2 separate regions of the Homo sapiens genome follow, and region 2 is linked to region 1. Evidence: chromatin contacts called from ENCODE Hi-C or POLR2A ChIA-PET data. All regions are on one chromosome and are shown on one strand. The core of a region is the stretch at or near the end of the contact, and the rest is flanking DNA. Distances in the headings are between cores, read along the strand shown.

Evidence for each region. A loop is a pair of places that touch in the nucleus more often than their neighbours do. ChIA-PET counts read pairs that join two places held with the same protein, here RNA polymerase II (POLR2A). Pooled maps may share reads with other maps.
Region 2: a map of PC-3 shows a loop between it and region 1 (10-fold over the local background). The contact joins the promoter of PRR15-DT here to the enhancer-like site in region 1. A Hi-C loop is called at or near these places in 2 of 168 maps with a recorded cell type or tissue (Caco-2 and PC-3) and 3 of 50 pooled maps. POLR2A ChIA-PET finds 5 or more read pairs at or near these places in 2 of 52 experiments (PC-9 and activated CD4-positive, alpha-beta T cell).

The regions. Positions count from the first base shown.
Region 1 is chr7:29,447,208-29,452,497 of GRCh38, reverse strand. All of the region lies in intron 6 of CHN2 (chimerin 2), which reads right to left. Among named protein-coding and RNA genes, the nearest start is that of PRR15-DT, 110 kb to the left of the region's middle. Within about 2 kb of position 2,462, at least 4 of the 41 ENCODE cell types and tissues checked have a DNase peak (open chromatin) inside an H3K27ac peak, as active enhancers do; they include PC-3 and PC-9, where a contact is called at or near this core.
Region 2 is chr7:29,562,049-29,567,254 of GRCh38, reverse strand. It overlaps PRR15-DT (PRR15 divergent transcript), which reads left to right and starts at 3,564. Exons shown (of 2, transcript NR_183550.1): 1 at 3,564-3,867. It overlaps PRR15 (proline rich 15), which reads right to left and starts at 3,420. Exons shown (of 2, transcript NM_175887.3): 1 at 2,878-3,420; 2 at 1-1,070. The coding sequence starts at 925. The coding sequence ends at 536. RefSeq lists an enhancer at 934-1,797.

The DNA of each region.
Region 1 (5,290 bases), core at 1,213-3,712:
GGTGTCTGCAGGAACATTACAGGCATACTGCAGGTGTACTACAGGATGAGACTTGGGTGAGGAAAGTGAGCTGCAATTTTTAAGGGGTACTCCCTCTCAGGTGCCGGCTCTGCCTTCACACACCCCCAAGAGTAAGGGCCTCCTTAACTTTTGCGCTCTAGACCCTTCCCTTCCTTCACCCGAGGCCCAGCCTGGCGATATTGTGTCCTCACCCAGGAGATGATGGTCTGTCAGATCCTGAGGTGCAATAATGAAGGCTGTGTCTCCAGAATGACAGCAGAAGCAAACTAGAAATAAAATGAAGTTGGATCCAAACGGCCTTGCTTGCACAGTCCCAACTATATAATTTGTAGGGGTCTATGCAAAATAAAACTGCATGTTCTCTTTTGAAAATTATTAAGAACTTCAAGAAGGCAACAGCAGGGCATTAAATCAAGTGTGGCCTGTCTCAGTGCAAGGCCACACACACGTGCAACCTGCCCAGGACCCTAAGGACCCTGCTGTCCTCCACGGGTGGTGTGGCGGTCATGATGACCTTCCTTCTTTAGCCTGATTTAGGCCTATGGGCATGCACCAGGTTGCCTAGGAGACCACCTCTAGGAGGTCCATGAGATGTCACATCAGTGGCTACTAAAAAAGCACTGGAATGGGATTCAGAAGACACAAGCTCTGGGTTTGGGCCTGTCTCGGATGCTAACTAAATTGTAAGACGGGGGGCTAATCACAGAGTGCCTTCACACCCTAGTTTCCTTGGTGGGATTGGCTTGTAGCTTTGAACCTCCAGGTCATGGACTCTCAGGGGCTCATGATTATTATATGTGGTTGGAGAATTCTCTACATTTGGAATAAATACAGCTTCCTAAAATTATTTCTCTCTTCTTCGCGTATATGACCATTTTAAAACGTAATATATTGTGATTAATTAATAAATTTGTAATTAATTACAAATTTATTTTAAAAACATTGTTGAATTTACAACAGCTCTTTATCAACTATGTCATTTTTTTCAATCAGTGGATTAAAAGAAAGCAGTAAGAAGTAGTTTCTGAAGACCTCTGTACTTCTGTACCCATTTCGCCATGGACTGGTAACAAATGGCTCTCAAACAGGCAGCTGTCTGTGCACCACGCTTAATCACAGTATCCATCCAGGGTCCTAATGCCATTACAAGCTGACAATTCACACGGAACTTTACCTGCCTTGATATCATTTATGTATTGAGTTGCTCTTTTCTGAGCATGTTACATGTTCTGGGCACTGTTCTCAGCATCATAATAGACAAAAATCTCTTCCAACCCCAGTCCAGTAACTTGTATTATTTACCATCTGTTCTTACTTGTGTGGCTAAAGCAGAAGTTAATGTGGTGGTGGTGGGGGTGCGTTGTTGTTTCTCTCTCTTTCTTATTTATTATGGTATAAGAAGTAATGAGGCCGGGTGTGATGGCTCACGCCTATAATCCCAGCACTTTGGGAGGCCGAGGTGGGTAGATCACGAGGTCAGGAGTTCAAGATCAGCCTGGCCAAGATGGTGAAACCCTATCTCTACTAAAAATAAAAAAATTAGCCGGGCGTGATGGTGGGGGCCTGTAATCCCAGCTACTCGGGAGGCTGAGGCAGAGAATTGCTTGAACCTGGGAGGCGGAGGTTGCAGTGAGCCAAGATTACACCACCGCACACCAGCCTGCCAACAGGGCAAGACTCCATCTCAAAAAAAAAAAAGAAGTAATGAAGTAATGTACCTACCATTCATCTGATGAATACATCTGTATTAGTTTTCTGTGGCTGCTATAACAAATTACTACAAGTTTGGTGGCTTAAAACAAGGCAAACTTATTCTCATACAGTTCTGGAGGCCAGAGGTGTGAAAAGAATTTTTGGGGCTGCAATCGAGGGCTGTGCTCCCTCTGGAGCTAGGAGAGAATCTGTTCCAGGCCTCCTCCAGCTTCTGTGGGCTTCCTGCATGCCTGGCCTTGTGGCTGCACCACCCCAGGATCTTCAAATCCTTCTCTGCTCCACTTCCCCCGGACTTCTCCTCTGTGACTGTCTGTGAAATCTCCTTCTGCCTCTCCCTTAAAAAGAGACGGGTGCTGGTATTTAGGGTCCACAAAGATTATCCAAGATTCTTCTTCATCTCAAGATTCTTAATGTAATCACATCTGCATAAACCTTTTTGCCAAGGTAAGGTCACAGTTATTGGCTCTAGGGATTAGGATCTGATATCTTTGGAGGCCATTATTCTGCCTACCACAAAATCCTTAAAAACAAACTCATTCTTGCTACCTTCCTTTAGTGTTAATTTGAGCTTCGTCTGCTTGGATTATGCTTAGTGAGGAGACTGATGATTCATGCTCACATGCAAACAAAAGTGTGCACTGCAAACAGAAGAAACTAACCTTTCTGTTTGCCTTCAAGAGATTCTTCAATTGATGTGAAATACACACCCTGAATTTCTTAAACCTGTACCACATCCCCTAGGGAAGATCCTGGAAGCCACTTCACGGAACTCAGAGTGAAATACTGACTAACCACAAATTAAGCTTGGCCTGTGATCGTTTTCTCTGGAAATAGAGAAAAGAAAGTGATAAAAACATTCTCCAAGAGTGGTTTGCTTTAGAACAGAGTAAACACCAAGTTACCACCCAGCTCAGTTTGTCTTTGCTCTTTGGGCTTGGCCTTGGCCTAAATTACTTCACATGCCTTGAACATCTGTACCCCTGCCTTCTGTAGCAGGGCCTTTACCTGAGCCCAGTGTCTGTTCATCAATGCCCAACCACTATAATGTCAATCACAGCCCACATTTATTTGAGTTAACTATAAGCCAGGCACTGTGCTCAACATACTACAGAACTCCATAAATGATTCTGAATGAATGCAAATAATCTTATTCATTTCCTAGCTCAAGGATCAGCAACTGTAAAGTACCAACAGTAAATACTTTACGATTTGTAGCCCATATAGTCTCTGTCCTGTCTGGACCACTCAACTCTGTCATTGTAGTACGAACTTTCCCATATTTTATATTTCAATGAATGGATGTGGCTGTATTCCAATAATACTTTATTTACAAAATGATGCCTATTTACCTCTGTTCTGGGCCTGCAGGACGGATTCTGACTTATTAGTCTCCCACCATAAGAATCTGAATGATTTCTATTGATTTAAGGACAACTTCAGATTTGCTTTCCATTATTACCGCTTCAAACCAGGTTTCCTGACACATAGATTATTTTTTTTCAGACACTCACCTTAATTCCAACACACCTTAATTATTTAGAGCCTCCCATTTTTCCTGCAATTCCTAAGTTGTTCTGCTTTTTCCCTTGTGTGAAATAATAAGGAAACACTTCACTCTGGGTTTATTCTGCTAAGTTTAACTTGCCGGCAAATAACTTAATGCTGCAAAGTTATCAAGTCTCTCTTGCAGTATGAAGCTCCTATGGCTGAATTTGAGCAGTAATGTCCATGAGCTGACTTGGTAACTTGTAAATCAGAAATGCTGGGTTTGATGAAGGGCGAGGTAGCACCATTTTTTACAGTGAATTAAATTCCGCACACATTTAGTATGGACCATGCCCTGTACTGGATGCCAGGACTGGTTTCTGTTCTCAAGGAGTTTACAGTCTGGTTGGGGATAACAGAAGCTAACAAACAATTATAATACAGAGCAATAACTGCTAAGGTGGGGGAGATATAGTGTGCTCTGGGGCACAAAGCCTTCCCCAACTCCCCAAAACAAGTGATGACTCCTCTGAGACCTTAAGGATGAGAAGGAGATAGCCAAACAGTGAGAAAAAGCCCAGGAGAATATTTCAGGCAAAGGGAATAGAATTTGCAAAGACTTGGAGGTGAGTTACAGGGTGATCTATTACAGAAATGAAAATTCATTATGGCTAGAAAGAAGAAAGTAAGGGAAGTGGGTAGTGATCTATGAGGCGGGATCTTACAGGATGTATTAGGAGACTGGGTCACATCTAAAAGCTTGGGGTGGGGTAGCTGGTGAAGAATGACTTTAAGCAGGGAAGTGACATGCTGGGATGTATAAACTAAAAGTAAAAACTAAAGAAAGAATTAGGAGAAAGCTGCTGTGTGTTTCTTCAAGTGGAGTTTAGAAGTCTTCAGATGACTAGGTCAAGATCATTTCCAACGACTAAGAAATCAATGGACCCACTTTGAGCATGATGTTGTGAAGTTCTGGGAATATCAAGAAGCTATTAATGTTCTAAAAGAAAAAAAAAACCCAGAAAGTTTCAAAAATAAGGAAAGAGGTATCAAAATCCCATTCTTTAATAAAATAAGGTATTGCGTACCTATAAGTGGAAAGACTAGATACAGAAAACTCAGAACTTGGAAATTAACACTGTACCTCAAAGGGCCATATCCCTGAAATATAAAACTGCTTAGTCAGAATAAAGGTCATTAACCACCAGCTCATGTAAATGGGGAAGGTTTCTGCAGTTTCCTTTTTCCAGTGATTTTCAAACAAACTTGCCAAATAGAATTGCCAAGCTCTTAAAAATACGGATGCTTGGGCCTCATCCCAGACTATCTAAACCAGAACCTTTGAAGACGGAAATTTCTATTTTTTTGCAAAGTTCTCCCAGTGATTCTAATATGCACCCAGGGTTGTTACTGTTTGTTAATAGATCAGTTTTATTGGGGTTATGACTGACATACAATAAACAGCACATATTTTAAGTGCACAACTTGAAATGTTTTCACTTGTCACTCATATCACATATCATGTTATCTATATACCTGGAAAACTACCACCACATTCAAGAAAATTAACATATCCCTCTCACCAAAAACTGTCCTTGTGCTCCTTTGAAACCCCTCCCTCCTACCACTGGTTTTGAGGTACCTGATTATGATGTGCTGGGTATAGATTTTAGTGCCTGGGACTTGCTAAGATTCTTGGATCTCTGGGTTTACAGCTTTCATCAAATTTAGAAAATTTGAGGCCATTATTTCTTCATATATTTTTGTGTCCTCCCTTTCTCTCTCATCTGTGTGGGGACTCCAGTTAGACATATATCAGACTGTCTGAAGTTGTCCCACAGCTCACTGATGATGTTTTTGTTTTTAAAAAAATTCCTGGATAGTTTCTATTTCTGTCTTTAATCTCTCTAATCTTTTCTTCTGCAATTTCTAGTCTGCTGTGAGTCACATGCAGTGTACTTTACATCTTAGGCGTTAGAATTTTCATTTCTAAAGGTTTGATTTGGATCTTTTTTTATATGGTCCATGTCTCAACATAACTTTTTGACCATAAGCAATACAGTTATAACGC
Region 2 (5,206 bases), core at 2,315-4,814, 110 kb before region 1:
CTGTACAGTTTTGTAGTTTAACATTAAAAGCAATCCTGCCTTATTTTAAAATGCTTCTACTTAAGAATGCTTCTTCCTCCCCCACTCCTTCACTTAAGGTATAAGTCTACCCCTAAAGTGCATTTCTCAGGCATTAAAAACAGCACTGTGATTTGCTTTCCACAGAGTCCTAAATAACAGCCACCTTCTTCATTTGAGAGGCTACAGAGTTCAAGCTGAGCTGTGACAGGAGCCAGGGGGCCAGGGCCCCAGAATAGCTTTTTGAAAAAAAAATAATTATGCCACCCTCCTCCGCGGCAGGTATCTTCTCTTACCACAAATAAATATTTAATGCATCCTTGGAGTCATGAAATATTGAGAACCCAATTGACACTTCAATTTCCAGAAAAATAAAATCATGAAGGCATTGTGTAAATATTCTGAATTTGGTGGAATGAGACAACGCGTAAGGGGGCGGGCCTGAAGTCTCGGGTTTGGAACTGGGGGTTTGGGGTAGTGCTGGGTAGGCAGTCCTGGAGCGCGCAGGCTATTGGGGCTACTGCTTGTCCTCGTGGGGGTCACCAGGAAAGCCTGCCTCCTCCGGGGACCTGCCCGCCTCCGGGAGCAGCGTGGCGCGCACTTTCCTCTTCTCCTTAAAGCGGCCGGAGCGCGAGATCTTCAAATTGCGGCGGCTGCTGCCGGATTTGTCCCCGTATAACTTGTCTGGTTTGGGGGGCTCGCCGGCGCCCCCGAGGAGATTGGGGTGCTGGTTCTCCCGGGAGCTGCTGGTCCAGTCCGGGCTGGGCGGCGCAGGTGGCGTGGGCTCCCCGGGAGCGGGCTGGGCGGGAGGCGGCACCCCCACTGCGGCTTCCTTGCTTTTCTTTCTGCTGTTGGTGAGCGATTTCCACCAGGGGCCGGAGCTGCCAGCATCGCCGCTGTCGGCCATGGCCGGAGGGCCTAGGGGCTCCCGGCACCCAGATGGAAGGGCCAAAGCGGCCCCTTTCTCCACGTGGTCTCCGGCCGTTCACTCCACCCCTTCCCCGGCTTGCCACACGTGGGCTGCGGGGTGGATGCTGAGGCAGCGGCCTGTGCTGGGGAAGAAAACAAAACTTGGTTACTGGGTTGGTTGAAGTCACGTGCCCCCCCCAGTCCCCTTTCCTCCCTTATGCTGTCTGGCACCGGATCGGCCAGGGTCGGAGCGACCCAATCCCGTAGCTACGTAGCCCACATTAGCATTAGACGCCACTGCGCCCCATAGGGTGCTGGCGGAAGTGTCTTCCAGGGCACCATCACCTGGTCTCTAGGCTGAGCCTTGAACTCTTTGGCTTCAACCTTTGCCTTTCCTTCAGGGGAAGTGCAGTGCAGTGGTCAGCGTGCCCGGGGGACCCAAGGGACGTTCCCACCCCTCTGAATCAACCCGTCTCTAGAGGGAAAATGACCGCCCTGTCCACACTGCTTGACTGTAGATGGACGCCAAAAGGTGACCCATCCGACCCAGGGCGGCCTCCCTTTGGATAAGCACCTGGGAGGAGGGCGCTGGGAACCAAGTGCATCCTCTCTACAGGTGAACGGTATTAATTAGTCCATGGTCAAACAGTCACGAAATTTCCCTCCAAGATTTGCCCCCATCGACTTTCGTCCCAGGAGCCTTTTCGATGAGATACTTAGGAGAATTTATATCCCAGTAGGAGAGAAGGACAAGCTTATGATATTTGTTTTGGTTCTTTTAAATTCTACTTTTGACCACTTCTGCCTTGTGACTTTCAAAGAAGCATGTCTAGACTTAACTTCCCTTGAAAACCGCCATCCTAATTCTTCCTTTTACTCCCCAGAGCCCAATCTTGCGTCTGTTTGAAGTCACCCCCGGCTGACGGTTGAGATGAAGCCAAGTATCAAATGGCCTCTTCCCTTAGTTTTGTATTAAAATATGCACCGAGTCTGTACGACGCAACTCAACTCTGGAGAATTTCAGTTACAAAGTAAAGGCTTCTCTTCTTTTCCTTGTGCAATTCCCTCCTCCCAAGGAGAAAGAACGCAACAAGGAACTCCGAAACAATGTGCTTCTTCCCCAAGCTTCTAAGACCCCCCCTCTGCAGAGCGAAAGGCCGCTTCTGAGCACTTAGGTGCGGGTACAGCAAGCGAGACTCCCAGCCCACTTTCTGTGCGGGGTCTCTTGGGCGCTGCCACCAGCAACGGCAGGATTCGCCTGCGCCGCGGCTCACTTCCAGGTTTCCGCTCGGCTCCTTCCCAGCCCACGCGCCGGGCGCTCCTGGGATTGGCGATCGCGCTGGAGAGGGAAACTTCGGCGGTGTTTGTTGTAGGAGGTTCTCCTCCCGGAACCGCCAGGGAGAGGAAGTCTGATCGCCTACGGGAGGCGGCGGGGCGGCCTCGGCTGCGCCCCGAAACCGCAACACCGGCTCCTCCCCAGGATGCCCTGAGGACACACTCGGGCAGCGACTTGAAAACAATACAAGAAAAAACGGCCAAAAGTTCTTTCGGTACAAAAGGCACCCACGCCCTCAGGCACAATTAGCAACTGCGTCTGCAAACATCCCATTCCCTCCTACTTTGCAGATCGGAAAAGCAACCCGTACCCCCAAGTCATTTACTAACAGTGGTGGTAAGGTGTCCTGATGCTGCTTCCTCTCCTCTAACCTACATTTTCTTCTTCACAATCATCAACTTTGTGAGCACGGAAGGGCTTTGTACGAATTGCGCAAGGAAAAGATGGCAAATTACTCAAAAGTACAGAAAACGGAGTCCTGGAGCGTCCGTGGTTTTCAGCCTCTCTTAGGGCTCCGGGAGGCGGGTACCTGGGAGGTACCAGGCAGCACCCCAGGGTGACCCCCGGGGCCAGGCTCTGTCTCGGCGGACGCCGAACCACCCCCAGTCGCTCACCTGCTCGGGCTTAACAGGACCCGGAGGCCTCGCGCGGTGAACGCGGCCGAGAGCACGAAGGGGGCGCGCTCGGGTCAACCTGGAAGCCGGGGCTCGAGTCCCTGGGCGCGGACTTGGAGAGATCAGGCTTCTGGAAAGTGTACAGGTCGGAATTCCCGCAGCCCAGCTAAATCAAGTGCTGCTGCTGGTCTCCTCTGGCACCTCCAATTGCTGCGCGCTGCGGCGGAAGCCCGGGGCTCGCAGCGCAGTCTGTTCTGGTCGGAGGGGGCGGCGGCGAGGGGCCGCCAGACTCGCTGCCCGGGTGGAAGGTCCAGGGCGGCTTTCCGGGCTAGTAGTGTTTCATTCGCCGGCGCGTCCCTCTTCCCTGCTAGCACCGCCCGGGAGCCGGCTGAGAGATGGGACCCTGGCTGTTCACTCCGGCGCATCGAACTTGCCTACGCGTCCGTAGGAACGCAAAAAAGACATCTGCCCACCTGCTGGTTATTTGCCAAGTGATTCGGGAAACCAGAACCCTGGGGCAGCTGGGGGAGAAAAGAAAATAACCCAGGAGGCGGTCACCGCTGCCACAGGTGCAGGTAGGAACTTCGCGTTCCCACCCTCCAGGGGAGGAGATTGGATCAGGCGCCAGCCTTGAGGTGTCTGATTGGAGAAAAGCTGTGCAGTGCCGCTCCCCCGACCGACTCCTTGAGAAGAAACGGCGGAGACCTGAGACCCGGAGGCTGAGGCTGTAGGTGGGCTCCGCTGGGTAAAAGTTGCCGCAGCAGCTGTCCCTTGGCCCCATCGCGATTTATTTTTCCCCCTTGCTTTCCGGGTCCCGGGATCCCAAGTTTGTAACTAACGGGAGCGAATCCACACCCGAGCAAAATGTTTGCGAGTTTCAGGCGCCCTTAGTTGAAAGGCTGTAATTAACAAGTCCGCTGTTTGCCAGCCAGGCGCCGTTGCAGGCGCTTTCTGTGGATTGTCATTTATTTCTCACAGCAACCCTAGGAGGTAGGTATTGTTATTATTATTATTCTCACTCGACAGGCGAGGAAACCCTAGCACGGGAAAATGGTTGCTCAGGTTTGCCTGTCTGGTACGTGGCAGAGCAGGGTTGGAACCCAGGGGGCCTGACTCTAGCTTCTACGGTCTTAACCACCACAACCTGCCAGTCTGAGACTCTTAACACGACTCAGTGAGGATGTGAATTTCCTTCTTTCAGGCCTGGAAGTCCATGGACAGCCACCCAACGAGGGCAGTGTAAATCCAGCCCTGAGCCACTGCAGGAAGTGAACCGGGGATTGCACTCCTGGTCACATAAGAGTACTTTTTTTTTTTTTTTTTTTTTGAGACGGAGTCTCGCTCAGTCGCCGAGGCTGGACTGCAGTGGCGCGATCTCGGCTCACGGCAAGCTCCGCCTCCCGGGTTCACGCCATTCTCCTGCCTCAGCCTCCCGAGTAGCTGGGACTACAGGCGCCCGCCACTGCGCCCGGCTAATTTTTTGTATTTTCAGTAGAGACGGGGTTCCCCGTGTTAGCCAGGATAGTCTCGATCTCCTGACCTCGTGATACGCCCGTCTCGGCCTCCCTCCCAAAGTGCTGGGATTACAGGCGTGAGCCACAGCGCCCGGCCAAGAGTACTTTTTATTCATTTGACATAAAGATATTGGCACAGGGCATTTTCACTAATGAAGGCAGAGGTGCAGCTTGCTTCATCTTCCAGGATGCTCTTGTTTCAAAAAACGATTTTGATGTTCCTTGAGCTCATATGCAAGCATAACTCCCCTGAAGGACTGGGTGTGGAGCAACTGAGCATCTCTGTTGTGAAAACTGTTTGCAGTATAAAAGCAGTGAAAGACAGCCGGGCAAGATGGCTCAAGCCTGTAACCCTAGCGCTTTGGAGGCCGAGGCGGGTGGATCACATGAGACCAGGAGTTTGAGACCAGCCTGGCCAACATGACAAAACCTTGTCTCTACTTAAAAATAATAATAAAAAACAAGGTGGGTGTAGTGGTGCACGCCTGTATTCCCAGCTATTGGGGAGGCTGAGGCACAAGAATCATTTGAACCTGGGAGGTGGAGGTGGCAGTGAGCTGAGATCCGGCCACTGCACTCCAGCCTGGGTGACAGAGTGAGACTCTGTCTGTAAAAAAAAAAAAAAAAAAAAAAAGTAGTGAAAGACATACTGCCTAACTCAAATAATTTGCAATATAGAATTAGTAGAAAAAATTTTTAGAGAGTATTTCAATTTGTGAAAGATAAAAATATGAATATATGATTTACTTTTTAGTTTGGGATTCTTTGAATTTCTATGATATGCACAGCACAGGGTATTTGGAAGTCATGCATTT